Linked DNA regions of Mus musculus: all the other regions are linked to region 1. Evidence: chromatin loops called from intact Hi-C (ENCODE). Cell type or tissue: heart. All regions are shown on one strand. Each heading gives the region's core, and the rest is flanking DNA. Links, peaks and the distances in the headings are about the cores only.

The links. Peaks named below come from ENCODE experiments on the same cell type or tissue, not always from the same donor. Only the 100,000 strongest peaks of a DNase experiment are listed, where the experiment ranks them.
Region 2: it touches region 1 in a loop (2.1-fold over the local background); 5 of 42 quality-filtered maps call a loop at or near these places.
Region 3: a loop joins it to region 1, with 4 times the contacts of the local background. A loop is called at or near these places in 3 of 42 quality-filtered maps.

The regions. Positions count from the first base shown.
Region 1 is chr6:4,001,159-4,006,541 of GRCm38, reverse strand. Gng11 (guanine nucleotide binding protein (G protein), gamma 11) reads right to left here and starts at 2,555. Exons shown (of 2, transcript NM_025331.2): 1 at 2,131-2,555. The coding sequence starts at 2,226. In heart, for the core only: no CTCF peak of the experiment used is centred there; a DNase peak (open chromatin) is centred at 2,421; H3K4me3 peaks cover 2,267 bases; H3K27ac peaks cover 2,345 bases.
Region 2 is chr6:3,909,023-3,914,405 of GRCm38, reverse strand. No RefSeq gene overlaps it. Among named protein-coding and RNA genes, the nearest start is that of Tfpi2, 77 kb to the left of the region's middle. In heart, for the core only: a CTCF peak has its summit at 2,935 (motif pointing left); no DNase peak of the experiment used is centred there.
Region 3 is chr6:3,932,942-3,938,324 of GRCm38, reverse strand. No RefSeq gene overlaps it. Among named protein-coding and RNA genes, the nearest start is that of Tfpi2, 53 kb to the left of the region's middle. In heart, for the core only: no CTCF peak of the experiment used is centred there; no DNase peak of the experiment used is centred there; H3K27ac peaks cover 621 bases.

The DNA.
Region 1 (5,383 bases), core at 249-5,248:
ACTGAGGGGGTTTTTCTTCTTTCAAGTGAGGGATTGAGTGAAAACCAAGCACCACAGTGCTTACCCAGCATCATTATAATCGTCTATATGTCATAGCTACAATAAAAAGTTTGGGAATGGAAAGGAGATCCACCATCCACTTTGTGTCCTGGAAGAATCACTCTAAATCTTTCTCTTGTCCTAGCAAACACCAAGAATGTTCTAGGAAACCTGTGCTGTAGGGTGTACCCCAGGGCTGTGGTGGCTGACCTGGAAACTGTAAATAAGGATGTTTGACTTGTACATCGGCACACCCAGGATGCTGCCTGATGTCGACTTTGCAACTTGTCCTTTCCTATACCCTGTAAATTCTACACAATGATGCTAAATACTCTGACTTTCCAGCTTTGCAAAGGCTAAGTATTATTTCAGCACACACCATACACCATGCTGTTTAATGTGCAATCCCTCTGGCTGAGACTGGCCAAACTCTGGGGTTTGTCATCAGTCAAAACAGCCCCCTCCAAGAAATAATGTTATCCCTTAGTTCTCTCAGCTGTCTTATTCCTCTAATCACATGATTTCTTAAAGTTACAGGAAAAATAGAATATCCCACTGCAAAATCGAGGAAGAGTGTGAATTTGTATGAAGCAACGGGCTAAATCAGAGTGGAAATTTCATAAAAATGTAAAACTCAAAAACTTCCAGCACCTCCCAAAAACAATTCAGGAGTATTAAGCTTTATCATGAATGTGTTTGGAGCCTGTTTATATAATTTGCTTCATTTCTATTTCTTCATTCTTTCAAATAATTGAAACAGAAGGCTAATGTCAAAGAGCCTGAGGTGTGGCTCAGGTGTGACCACATACACAGTGCCCAGAGTTTGAGCCCTAGTAATCCCAAACTCTTAAAAATAACATCACTCCATAGGGAAAGGCTGGAAGAAGCTGAGGAGGACTGCAACCCCATATGAAGCCCAGCAGTCTCAACTAGTGGGGATCCCTGAGATTTCAGACACTGAGCCACCAGCCAGGCAGCATACAGTAGCTGGTATGAGCCCCCCATCCCTGCCCCACTCATATACAGCAGAGAACTGCTTGATCTGGCCTCAGTGAGAGAAGATGTGCCTAACCTGCAAGAGACTTGAGACCCCAGGGAGTGGGGAGGTTTCGTTGGGGAGGGAAGGTGGGAGAGATAGGGGGATAGGATGGGATGTGGAACTCTGTGGGAGGGCGGACCAACTGGGAGAGGGAAATGACTGGGCTGTAAAAAAGTACAAGTCATAATAATATCAGTCCAAATTTTTCTTGCTCTGGGGAAAAAATTACTTTTCTTCAAATTGAACAAGCTATCCAAAAGTTTTTTTTTTTTCTAAACGACTGGTTGCTTGACAGAGTGGGAAAAGAAGATTAATGTAATCAAGGCGCTTACTATCAACAAAGAATTGAAGTAAAAATTCCAAGTTTTCCATGGAGTTTCAGTGAACACTCCTGGGTATTTTTTCATTGACTGGCCAGGGTGGCCTGGAACTCCTAACCCTCCTGCCTCCACCTCCTAAGTGATTGAAAATTACAGGCATGCACCACCACACCCTGCATTTATTTATTTATTTATTTATTTATTTATTTATTTATTTATTTTACTTTGCAGCCATATCCCATACAGTATAAATGTAATTATGTGTCTATAAGTCAATACAGTAAAGTCTATTAATCATTTAACACACTTCCAAGACAAAATGGAAATTGCATACAATTTGCAAATAACAGAAACTCAGGCAGTGCTCTCAAGTCCCAATGGAGTCAGGATCTTTGCAAAATTAAAGCTAAAATTGTTGGGAGATTTTCAATGTGGTTTTAGAAACATTCTATCATACACCGTCCTTTCCAGAATGGAAGCCAGCTGCCCTTTAAGGGATTGGTTGTCTCCCCTGTTTGGGACTCTGTCTTGATAACATTTGGCTTTAGATTCCTTATTAGTTCCTGGCTCTTCTCACCTTTTGCGATTCCCCCACATCATCTAGAAGGTGGAGCCCCCTTAAAGAGAAGCTCCCAGAAAAAGACACCCACCCCTACCCCTCATCGTTTAATCCAGTAATCCTGACCTTGGCGCATTTCTGAGAGTGAATTCTGAAATAGCCAGCCACCTTACCTGTTGTCTCTGCAACTTGACTTCTTTGCGAAGTTGCTCAACCTCCATCTTCAGTTTTTCCTTTTCCGGCAGATCCTCGATGTGAAGGGCAGGCATCTTTGCCCCAGAACTGGGCCCAGAAGTCACTTGTGCAAGGGAGCCACTGGAAGCGCCTAGAACTGGGACGCTTCCCCAAATACCCGCGGGCCCAGGCTACCGCCCCCCGCGCGCAGGACGTGACTGGCTCGGGAACCGCAGCTCCCAGCTCCCCGGGGGCTCGGCTTCCTGCCCAAGCCTGCTCCCGATGGCCTTTCCCAGACTCCAACCAACTTCAGGGCGGCTTCTCCAGGCCGCAGCAGCCCTGTAGCCAGGCAGTCTGCCTAAATATGGGACATCCTCCTGGCTGCTCTGGGCAGGCTGCAGACCCTGCAGGAACAGGACCAGGTCGCAGCTCTGGGCTGGACTGCCACAGGACTCTTGCCACGCCCGGGGGAGCTGCTGGGCTGGAGACAGAAGTTTTACTTTTGTTCTCTCTCTCTCTCTCTCTCTCTCTCTCTCTCTCTCTCTCTCTCTCTCTCTCTCTCTCTCTCTCTCTCTGTGTGTGTGTGTGTGTGTGTGTGTGTGTGTGTGTCCAACTTAACATCCGGGTTTTGTTTAAAGCCAGGAAAGGAACACTACTCAGCAGGAAATAACTAAGGATCCTTAGATCCTTCACCTCTCCAAGTTTTAAAAATACACAGCATATAACTTTTCCATACACGTAGTGGGGAAAGTGGATATTGGGGAGGAAAAGAAGAGCAATATGGAACCTAGCTAGGTCTCAGAAGTATACAGCAGAATTGTGTTGACACATTCCACGTGGTTTCCTAAAAGCTCAAAAGGCCTTTCACAAAAATATGTTTGGAGGACAGAAGTGGTTTGAGATGCGGGGTGTTTCCTGTCATTAAATGACCATCTGGCTTCTCAATAATAGAGCTTTCACTTTTGGGGAAGGAAGACGTAACTCTGGGAGAATAGAGGACACCCAGAGAAGCCTAACAGAGGCTCAAAATCCCCTCCAGAGTTTCTTCCATCCCCGCAAGTTTTGGGAATACTCCTCTACACGAAGGGGCAGTTTTCTTGCTTTTTAACGTTTTGAATTCCTGGCAGACTTCCTTTCCTGGATGTAAGCAGCAAAATCACTTAGAAGCAGAAGAATCCCTACATTATGAGAACATGGTTCACAGAGAGCAGCCTTGGATAGCCAGGAGAGTCTACCGGGACATACTTAAGCAGGCAATGCCAACCTTTACTGGCTCCGTTGGTCATACTGCTCAAGGACAAGTAAAATATAACGTTTACGTAGGAAACCTGCCCTTGCAGTACTCGACTCCCTGTTCTTCCCAGAGACAACCTCCCAACTCATAGTTAAATGTGGATGAAGAGTGGAGCCATTAACTGAATATTTCAGGGTACCTGACCTTAGATACCCATCATTGTTTAGTAAGCACAAGCTTTGTTTGTGCAGTTTCTCACCAGGCTCTGCTGACTGTCCTCACTGAATATATTAAGATGAAAAGAACAATGGGCTATTTAATGAGTGCTGTTTGGTAGTCCTTCCAACTCTTCCTGAGCCATCATAGCTAAAATTCACTTATGTTTTGTTTTCCCATTTTAAAATTATGAAGTGAAGGAAGAGAGTGAGCTGCTGGGGTGTGTGGTGTCTCTAAGACCTAAATATGCTCAATCGTTTTTGGTTTTGTTTTTGTTTTTTAACAAAGGAAATGTTTAAACGTTGGACTTTTTGTATTTGAAATACCAGAATTTGTCAGGTTGAGAGTTGGACTGTCTGGTGAAGTTTGGCTTCTTAGTGAACTGTCAAGACAAACTCACATCTGTCTGAAGAACCCAGTTGTTGTTTTAAATTCCCTATGTCTTAATGTCAAAAGGTTGGCTAAAAATAGCTTATGTAAGCCAGTGAAAGGAACTTAGATGAATGTGGGCTAAAGTAAACAGGTCCTATACCAAAATTAAATAAGTTGGCAAAGAAAATTAAGGTACCTATATCTGTCTTAAATGATAGACTATTTTGGCTAGTAAATTTCTTCTTTGTTAATCAGCTAGTTGCATGCAAGGATATATATTTATAAATCCATATTGGTTCATGAGCATGTTCCTCAGCCTATGAGACTTAAAGTTTAAGTATTAATTTATATTTTTGCTTTCATTCTCAGAAAATTCACAGCATATCTTGTTTGAATAAAGTAAACTAAAATGTGGAAATGTTTTATTGTTATTTGGTTTTAGGTGGTAAAATGATGCAGTAACTTTAAAAAGTGGAGGGGTCTGTAGGCATTCAACTTTAAGACCCAAAGAAGAGTCACAGTAAGGAATTTCCCAAGTATCCTTGTGGAGATGCTCCATTGCCAGTATTCTAAAGTAGGAGTTCCGTTTGTTTTAGTTCTTTAGCTCCTGTCCCTGCTGTTGTTCCGAGGACTCTGTGTTTCATACATGCTAAGCAAGAACTGAATCACCTATACAGCACCCAGAGTAAAAAAAAATTTTAAAAGTATATATTTAAAAAAAAAATAATAGTTTGTACTGGCGGATTCAACTGTGTTACAACTTTATACTGTGCATTATTCCATGAGAAAGTTATTTACAGGGTAGCATGACTAAGATATTAAGTCATACCATAAGGAAACTGCAGGTGTAGACAGAATAAACTTTTGTTAAGCATCTGGCCAAAATCTATAGTAATCTGTTTAATAAATGAAAAAGAGTACGGAGATGATGTGACTGGTAAAAGTGCCTGCCACTCAAAACCTGAGAACTTCAATTCAGATCCTTAATAAACACGTAGAACAGTGGAACTTGTTAATAATCTACAGCGATAGGTTGCAGGTTGGGACAGAAATCAGTGGATTCCTGGAGCTTCCTGCACAGCTAGTGTGTCTAGCCCTTTGAGGAGTTCTGGGCTCTGCTTAAGAATTCATCCCAAAAAACTGAGATATGTTCATGCAGTGATGGTACCAGCGCTGTGGGAGTGACCAAGTGTCCTGTGCTTATACTCAAGGCCGACTCCACAAGAGGAAATTTGTGCTGGGAAGTATAAATCTGTTTTAACAAAACTTGTGGGTGGTGAGGTCATAGTTTTGGGAGTATCTTAGCTAAACTAATATACAGTCAAACGGCCTTCCAGAAAACATTTTTATAGACAAGTGCTACTCTAAGTCTTGATCAGATGATCTGCTTGCTAGTGAATGACTGTGAATGCAGAGACTCATGGCTGCTC
Region 2 (5,383 bases), core at 296-5,295, 92 kb after region 1:
CAGCAGTCATCAACTGTCAGTAGTTCCTCCACTAGGCTGGGGCAAGAGGAATCGTCCTTCTTTGCTGGGCTGTTTTCCTTAATAATTTTTACTTAATTGAAATATAATTATAGTATGTCTCCTCTTCCTTTACGTCCTTCCAAACCCTCCCATATCTTCTCTGTGCAAGTCCAACCTCTCCCTCCACACCAGTTTCAACTCTCTCTCAAATATATGCCCTGTGTGTGTGTGGTGTGTGTGTGTGTGTGTGTTTGTGTGTGTGTGTGTGTGTGTAATGTAACAGCATGTGACATTTATTTTTGGGACCTAAGTGACTTCACTATATATCCTTTTCCAGTGTCATTCATTTACCTGCAAATTCCGTGATTTCATTCCTCCTAACAGTTGAGTAATATTCCACTGTGTGCATATACCAGATTTTCATTACCCATTCATCAATAAACTGGTGTATTAATTCCATTCACTGGATATTGTCAATGGATCATCAATAAACATAGATGTGCAATTATCTCTGTAGGAAGCACTGGACACATGCTCAGGAGTGGTATAGCAGACTCTATGACAATTCTACTTTTAGTTTTTAAAACTAGCTTTGCTCTATGACTCAGATTCTGATATACTGTTTAGACTTTTGTTGGATCATGGAATTTTTACATTATCTCCTCAAATTTTCAGTGACCTGCTATTTATTTATATTTATTTATTTATTTATTTATTTATTTATTTATTTATTTATTATCTATTGTTTAGTCTCCAAACTTTGTTTTCTGATCAAGTTCAAGAGTTATTAGAAGTTACAGAACGTTTCCTCAGTTTGCTTCAACACCGATTATTCTTTCTTTTACTTTGCCTTTATTATTAGTGAGGACTTCCTCATGTTTGTTGTTGTTGTTGTTGTTGGTTTGGTTTTTCATCTCTAGTATCTCTACTGGAAAGAGAAGAAAAGAAAAATGGGAGAAAAAAATGAAAGAACATTAACACCCTGGCTCAATTTTCAGGCATACTGCTGACTTTCTTATCTGTTTCCCAACTGACTTCCATAGTCTTTCAGTCCCAGAACCATGTTTATCTTTATATTTCATTCCTAGCTGTTTTCTAAGCACACTGCAAATGTGGAAAAAGTAAAAGTATGCCCTTGAGCATTTCAAAGCTTTTAATAAAAAATGTTTTATAAATGTTACTAATTTGATTGCATATCCTGACAACAGAAATAGAGACAAAACCCATTGGTATGAAATCTTTGAGTCAGATGCTGTTCTTCTCTTCATGAGAGATACAAGTAGTGCATAAAATTCGACAGTTTTATTTATTAGGATTTAAAGACATGATTGACAGGTATTTTTGGCTTTCTAGGTGCATATCACAGATTGTGATAAGTTGCAGTCCTACTATTGTTAAAATAAAAATACTTTCTAATATTTCTAGATAAAACTCATAGGTTATTAAAATGTGTTAATGTTTAAATATTTTCCGATTATTCAAGTTATATATTGCTATTAATATATAATTTAATCACATTTTTCAGAGAATATAATTTAATACGTACATTTACTAGCAAATTAAGAAAAAACACATTCTTTTAGAATGAATAAACTGCTATTTCTAGTGTAAATTCTTTTCATGGAGATTTGTTTGTTTCTTTTTTTGTTTAATCTGGTATAGTTTCCTTTTATACTTAAAAAATACTCTCATGTCTGTGAAGGGTTACTAGATAAAACCTCTTTTTGTCATATTTTATCTAGGAAAGTCTAATCCATATTGGTTACTGAGGTTTGGAAATTTAGGGTCAGTTTTATTTCTTTTTCAGCACTTTAAGGATATTGATCCACTGTTTTCTAGCTCTAATTATGTTTATGAGAAATATATAGTCATTCAAATAAATTTCTCTACAGAATGTTTTCTTCTTTATTTCTGTTTAGCAAATTGTTTGCCATGTCTTTAGGAATGGTCATATCTATATCTCTATTCCTACTTACTGCTTTGTATTTTTATATTTGTAAATTTATGCCTTTCATCAAACTCAAAGATTTTCCACCATTATATCTTCAATTATTTTTGTTCTATTATCTCAGCTCTACAAGGACTAACTGCATTTTTCTACAAATGTCCCTGATAACTTTTAGATACTTCTCCCCCCTCTACCTTTTCTTTTATTAATTTCTTTGAATTGTACTCAATTCCATCATTTTATTATTTTCATTTTAAAAATATTTTTCTTATAACTATTTAGAGCACAAAAATGTGCATATTATATTTATAAAATGCCTCTTTCTGCTTCTTATACTTTCTACTTTTGGTAAAATATTTTACATTCTCAGTCATAAAGTTCTCATAAAAATCCTTTTGAGCATATTACAATAGGTTTTTAGTCCTTAAAAAATATTGCAAAATCTATGTTGCCTTTGACTTAATGCATCAATCATAACCTGAAATATAATTCCCTATATGTCAAATCAGCTCGAATTGTACCTCATACATGGGGAATGTTACTACATATATACTAAATTCTGTTACAGTTCTCTGAAGATTGTTGGCATTTCTTCTAGGCTGGCTCAAACTCCACAGCCAACAACTTAAGAGTAGAGAGTTTTAAGTCTTAAACCAGGTCTTAGAGTCCTAAAGACACGGAGGTGCTTCTTATCCAACTATGAACAATTCATGGGAAGAGTGAGGTTTCAGAAGAGTTCATTCTTAGAATATGAGTTTGTGACTTGTGTTTTCTCCTCCACTGTTTCCCATGTTCTTCAAAGACCCTTTAACTGCATTCTGAGAATTGTTCTTTCTTAATCCACTCATGACATTGTCTGTGGGATGAACTGTACGAATGACAACAGATGATTCTAAGCGGAGGAGGCTTGTAAAGAGTTGTAGCGTTTACAACATTGCCTCCTAATATTTACTAAATGTTTACTTCACTGGCTCCCTCTTCTGTTTCTACAACAAAGTACAAGACCTCTAGTGAGCGTTGTGCTTTCCTCTCTTTTCTTCCTCTCATAAGGCATCTTTGAGGATACTTTTTTTCTTGGAACCTTTCTGTCCATAGTTGCATTTTCACCTCTTGTCAGCGTGCCTCCAAAGAAGGCCTCTCTTTCCAAGGTGTTCTCTTCCCAGAAGCACATTTCCCAAGAATGGTGTGCCTGGAGTACATACTTCCCATACTTAACGGACCAATCATTGTCTGGAAGCCAAGTTGTCTGATTGACCTTGGACTGTCTTCTTTGTTTCCTCTTCATTGGGATCATCTCTGGAATGGAACCCTGCTGCACTCTGTTCTATTGCTAACTTTGTCCCTGATCCTTTTCTGCTTATTACTTGCCCTAACCTCTATTTTAATTTAACTTCTAGGTGTGATTTGAAAGATTTCAGATATTTATTTAAGTAGGTAAACTGATGGTGAGAACAGGAAATAAAAACTAGCCAGACAGTCTTAAGGCAGAGAATCCCAAGAACAAATGGCTTTTCCTTGGTTCAAAACTAGAGATGTTCCACATTCGTAATTGCATCCTTGCCAAAGGTCACAGGTACTGAGAAGGAACATAGCTCAAATGTCTTCAGTTCTCAGACCAGAGTGGAGGTCCACTTTCTCCTTATTTCTCCTTTTACAGATACTTCCTATTCACCCTAGGAATGTCTTCCAAGGGTACTCAACTCCATTGCACATATGCACACACATACACATAAAAATTAAAACTCTTTAAAAAACAAAATAAAATAATTATAAGAAAAACATAACTCTCTTTGATCCCCAAATTTCATGGGCATGAACTCATAGACCATAAACATTGTGGGAGTTTTGTGTCAACATCTAGCACACTAACTCTTGAGTTTTCTCACACCAGAGGTATGAAAGAAAATCTCTGCCACACTCAAAATCACTGCAGTTTTCTTCAGCAATAGATTTGCATTATACCCGAATTCAAAGTAAAACATAATATAATGTAGGTACAGTCTACAAATAATATTTAAAAAACCCCTTTGGCTTTATTTGGAAAGATATACAGAAGTATATGAAATGGACGTGTGGGATTTAAATGATTTTTTTATGGATTGAACTCCAAGTATACTATCTTTATGACTGTTGAAATGTACTTTGTGCACATCTGCATGCATGTGTGTGCACACACACACACCTTTATAAACTGAGGGCTATACAGTATTTTACTTATTAGAAGTTTTTAATATTAGATTAAATATCCTAGGTAAATTCTATACCATGTATTGCATTTCACTTGAATTATATGTGGTTGTTGGTGTATTCAAGTGTCTTCATCCTGAATGGATTTGAAAACTGATTTGACAGAAAAACACATAAAGTAGTTGATTGTAGATTTCTTGAGATAGAATTCCAAAGAAATTCCAACTTGACAATGCTTAAATCTACAATAACCAATATTGTTTTAGAATTCCTCAGACATAATCTTGCAAATAGTTCCCAGCTTTGACAGTTTAATTGCATTCAAACCAGAGCAAGATGCTACCACAACGCTTTATTCAGGGGATCTGGTCCCTAAAGTGTCTTTATACAGTCACCTAGATGTCAAAGCCTTTCACAGTCCCTAAAAGATAGCTGAATTATAAGTTTTGTGATAAAAGATGATAATGTGGAAGAAAAGAAATAAAAATTTAGATAGCATAGAAATGTAGTTGGGGGGGGGGAGAGAAATGTAGTTGAAGAAAATATCCCCAAAAGAAGCTAAAACACACATTTTAGTGAAGCTGACCAATAATAAAATTTTCATGACAGAGGCATTGCTGCTAAGAGAAAATAATTCCTGTTTTATTTATGTATTTATGACTTTCAAACTGAATCCAAGTAACTGAAAATATACACACTTATATACACTGTATTTGTATTACTGTTGCCTAAATACTTGTAAGGAAAGTTATTACACAGTAGTTTTAATATGAGTGGCTACTGGATCCAGTGGATAACTATAAAGGGTTCTAGACCACTATGTTCCAGAACAAGGGACTGGAAACAGATACACGGACATTAGCATAAGCAAGGGCAGATTATTAGAAAAAGTTACACTTCTGAGGGAGGAAGCACTGGAGCATAGAAAAGGTTTGGGACTTCACTGTAGAAGATGTTGGGTTCTAATGTCAGCAGAGGTTGGTGTTGATTGTTTGAAAGCTGTTTTCCCTCCTAGGTTAATCTTGCAGCCATTGCACCAGGCCTTCTGAAGTGCCCATGACACTGCCCCTAAGTATCCCTCGGGCTTCCACACCAGATTATTTTGTTGCAGAGTTATTGTAGCTGACCCTGAGATGACGGCTATGACATGGCCTAAGACATAATAGGCCAGTTCTGGAGAAAGGCGTCCAATCATCACATATGGGTGTTGAAAGAAAAGTTAAAAGGCATTTTTAAAATCATGAAATT
Region 3 (5,383 bases), core at 296-5,295, 68 kb after region 1:
ATGGCACCAACACCCCAGTGCTTTATTGCTTATTAGCAGTCCCTGTAGCCTCACTCCCATTTCCCCAGGCAAGAGATTTCTTTGTTTTCCTTGTCTTCTTCCAATTTCTCCTCCTCCATCTCTTACCTCCCCCTTACTCTTGACTCACTCTCCTCTTTTCTCATTAAATAAAGTTATTTCACTTTTGAAGAGCTTCCCATGATGTGACCTTGGTTTCAGCAGTTCCTTCACCAATTCTCTTGAAACCTCTTTTAAATCAAGCTGATTAATGGTGTGTAAAAAAAAAGTCAAAGAAACTAATTTGTGTATTATGTTCAATAAAATTTTATACCACATGCTTTGCATTTTAAAATATTAAATCAATGTAATAAAAATAGGTAAAATGTTAAATAAATAAAAATGTAAAACACAAAATTAAATTACCCTAATTATATAAGATAAAACATTATTTATCTTTAAATAAAATCTGCATAATGAGCATACCAGTTGACATCCAATGTAGATGTGTCAAGTTTTACAAGGCACCAACCTTAGATAACAAGCTATAGACACTTAATGGATGCAGAGCAAGGATCAGCTTTCCTCAGAATGGAGACCCCTGATAGGTTATTTAGTGCCAGTCGTTAGCCCTAAACACGCGTACCTACAAGCAACATTAAATGGATTTAGTAGGTTGTGAAGAATTAGCCTGCCTTCACCTTATGCTTGAAAGCCATCTTATAGTAAAGACACACTATATTCATTTCTATTTATGATTAAATATGTTCTTCAAGGACTGGGTTATGCCCCATCTGTAACCTTAACTACAAATGTTTCTGTACTGCCTGTTTCAGGCAATAGCAAGCATGCCTTTGTTTCAAAAGGCTATAATGGCCACATTGTTGTGACCACCTCACAACTCTGCTTTGGATTAAGAGGTTGCTGTGACCATCTGTTGCTATGAATACCCTGTTATGACCACCTTGCAACCATGTCTTTGTTTCAGGGAGTTATGACCAACTTGGTGTGCTCGTGTTCTGTTTTGGTAACCCTACCTATTTGTCAAGTCGGCATTTGGATCCCCGTTGCTGATCTCTTAAAGCCTATCTTTAGGTAGAGGCAGACCATGTACACAATTATAAGAAGTTGGCTTTAATTAATTGCTTGTTGTAATTGATTTGGACATGATCTGGGTCTCTGGTCTTTCTCTTTGCTCTCTGTGTGATTAACAGTTGTACATGGTGTGCGTGCGTGCGTGCGTGTGTGTATCTGTGTGTGTGACAATAATTACTATGAAGGAAAAGGTCATGAATATGAGCTGGAGTAGAGAGATAGAAAGGAGTTGGAATGGAGAGAAGGACGGGTATAGAAGTAACGTAAATCAGTGATATTCATGGGTTAAATTCTTCAACCAATTACAAAAATACTTAAAAAGTGAAAAAAAGAGAGTCACATAAATTTATACTCCTTGACTTTTCTATGTAAACAATGTAGCCAATTAGACTTGGTTGATGAAAAATACTCATTATAGAATTCTGTTGATACGTATGAATTATGGATAAGCATAATTACAGAACTGTAAAAATGACATTTGCTAACACCGAATAAAGTCAATAATTAGGCAAGAAATAAAAGAGAATTAATAAATGATTGATGGAAAAACTTAATAGAATGTTCTCATTGCCCCTTGTGCTCAGTCAACATTACTGAGGTCAGAAGCCTCCTGTCTGTGGATGTGTAACAAACTTGACATTCTCAGCATTGCCTCTGTCGTTCCTCTCCCCCCTGCAGTACTTTCCTTTCAACATTCAAGTTGTCAACAACTGCACATGCCTAGCTGTTTACCATTCATGGTCAAGATGGAAATCATCCCTACTTGAACTTGAAGTCCAGCCTGCCTTGTCCTGATGAGTACAATATGAAAATCATCATCTTATGACTACAATCTACAGTAACCATTAAGAAATTCAGAACAGCTTTGGGCTTGCAGGGTTCATTTAAAAGCTCTTGTAATGGTGTTAGTAAACATGGACTATAAACCCATTTTCTGGCTGTTGCTCATGCTTATACTTTGATGCTAGTCAGCTGTCTTCTATAAGTGAGTCAAAATCAAATGTCAGACATTTACTTAACTTTTCAATAACAAAAGGCTGGCTAAGAATACTTGCTGCTCTTAAAAAGAACCTAAGTTTGGATGCCTGCACTCACATGGTGCTCACACATCTGTAACCCAGTTCCAGGGCATCTGATTTGCCTTCTCTGAGTTGTGAGGGCACCAGGTGTGCACATTGTGCATAAACATCTATGAGGACAAAACACAGAAACAAAGTAAATATGTATAAAATATGTTTTTAAGCCTCTGCTTTTAGTTGTTTTGTTGTTTTTCATCAATAAGATAACTAGCATTGTGGATTCTCATTTAAACCTAGAAGGAAAATGTTCTCCATCTATCAAATGTCTGCAGTTTTAATTGTCCTACCAGGATTGAAGACACTAGAGACCTTGTGACCTTCCCTTTGGCTGTCAGACAATGGGCCCAGGGCACTGGAATTTTCCCAGGAATTTCATTCTGGGAGTATGAAGAATCTGAAGCCTGATAAGTACCGGCTGGAGGAGAAATTTGTCTAAGGAAGGAGATTTCACACATCTACAACTTTTCAGACCACTTAATAAGAGAAACCTAGACAATGATGAGTGATGGACAGAATCTCACTATGCGTTATGAATATTTTTTTGCCATATCCTTAAAACTATACCTCATATCAAGGCCCTGATGCTACATGTGGAAAGAATCAGTGAAGTTCTGTGTTCCTCTTCCCTATATAGCCGTACTGAATAAATCTTCTTTTACTTTTTATTACTACTTTGTGTCTTTAGTTAACTCTTGAGGAGAGTTAGCTATGCTTAGCTTGTTAGGTCAGCCAGGGTCATGTTCTGACCCTAACACTGAACACAGTTAAATGAAGGGACAAACTCAATCAACACTCTAAGTCAAATGTGTTCTCTTTCCTCAGATCTGGGTTTCTTTCCATATGTACTGTAAGCTGTGACCGTGTCATGATCCTTAGCAGTGGGTGAGAGTCCTCTGGAAGAAGGGCTGAGGATCCGGGAAAACAGGAAAGACCAGTGAAGGAAGGCAAGAGAACAAACTACAGCTGTGCCCTGTGTTAAATGTTGACAAGCTACCCTTTATTCTATGTTCAGACTATTAACTTCTTCATCTTCTTCTACACCACAATATAGCAAATTATAAGGGACAACAGACTATTTTGGAGGAAATATTTGAGCTAAAAGATATGAATGAGTATTCCATAAATAAAAAGCATTCATGGAAGGAAGCTGGCTCTGCAGAGCCTGGCGGATTGATTAGAACTGCAGTCCTTTGCGGAGATTGGAATGTTGCTGATCCAGAGGCTAATTAGCTTATCTTGGGTTATTTCTGGCACTTAGGAAAAGCCACTCCTTGCCCACCTCTGTGGTGGAACTCATCACTAATAGATAAAAACCTTTTAGAACGGATTAATTTAAAAGATTAACTTCTGTCAAGCCAAAAGCTCAGATATCGTTCCTCTCAAAGGATCCTCTCTGACTCCTTATCACAGAGTCTTTCAAAGGAAATTTTACTTGATGTTAAATGTTTTTAAAGTATAGCTATTATTATTTATTGAAATCTGAATGTCTAATAGTTAAACCTCTACTATTTGACGCTGTGGGTAAACTTTGCTAAACTAAGGAGTTTATGAATAGATCCCTAAAATAGGCTTACAAACTTATCTTTGGAATTAAGTAGATATGGATAAAGTTATTTTAAGACATAAACTTAAAATAATGTACATGAATTAGTATATCACTCTTGGGTTTGATTTACATTAGCTGGATTCAACTTAGATAAAAGAACTGTTGTTGTTGTTGTTGTTGTTGTTGTTATTATTACTTTTATTTGCCCAGCTGAACTACAGGAACATTGAAAAATAAGTGATTAAGGGAAAAAGATACAGGACTTGGTAAGGAATGAAAATACCCATAACATGACTGTTTAAAGATGAATGAATTGAGTAATGACTTTTCATTACTACATGAGTCTTAGAATTTTCAAGGGGCCAAACATTTGCCGGTCTATAACTTTTGTCAGTGTGTAAAAACTGCAGCTCTCATCTTGAAAGGAATAAGAGAAAATGTATTCTGGAGCCATTTAAGCGACCACCCTTGGAAACACCTATTTAGGTACCTCAAAGTCCATGTTCTAACATGAAGACAGGTTCATGAAGTTTCATAATTTTACAGAAAAAAAAACGTAAGAAAAAAAATCAAGGCAAGCTTAAAGTCTATGAGTGTGCACACCAGACAGGCAGGGATACTGAAACGGGCATCTTCTGATAGGAACGCTGCCCTTTGCCACCTTGGGGCAGCTTCACAAAGCAGTCCTGCCTGATCAACAAGGAAAATAACACAAGAAGAAGGGGTGGCAAGCTGGCTGTGCTAGAACACACCTGTAACCTCAACACTTCACAAGCTAAGACAGGACAATCTCAGCCAAAGCCAGCCCAGACAACCCGGCAAGATCCTGTCTCACAAAAAAGGGAAGAAATGGCAGGTAACCTTTGCTAGCATTTGAGAGGACAGTACACTGTGGCCATCTCTCCACTCTCTCCTCTGTGTTACTACTTCCACTGTTTCAGTTACCCACACTCAATCAGAATCCAAAACTATTGTTTGTACTGATTCTTTCAACAGAGGTTATATCGATGTAACTTTTCTTATACTTTTATAGTTGTGCTTTTAGTAGTTGTTCTGCATCTCTCATGGTGCCTTATGTACAGATTATACTTTATCCTAGGTCTAATGTTAAAACAGGCTTGGTGAACTAGGGTTCTGGGCAGCCACTGGCTGTGTTGTAATGTATGCCCTGCAGATACAGGGGACACAGTAAGTATATGAGGCGCTCCTATCCTGAAGCAAAGGTAACGAGAGAAGTTTGAAAGAGGTTTTGAAGGATTCTTCACCTATACAGACTGCATTCTAAGTAGAATGTTTTCAAAGAAAAACAGACATTTTCCAACATGTTTTCAAATTTGGCCATTATAAATAAAATGGCAGACATTTCAGCACAAGATTTAAAGTGTGTATAGGATTAAATCTCCATTTCCCTAGGAAGACAATCAGGAGTGTATTTGCTGAGTCTGTTGTTATTTATTTTGTTTGTTTGTATTTTTGTCATTGTTGTTGTCTGTTTCTTACATTTTCAAGACAGGGTTTCCTGTATGACTCTGGTTGTCTCAGAGCTCGATTTGTAAACCAGGCTGGCCTCAAACCACCTGCCTTTGCCTCCTGAGCACTGGGATTAAAAGTGTGCACCCCTATACCTGGCTATTTGGTGAGTTCTAAACTGCCGTAGTATAATTAC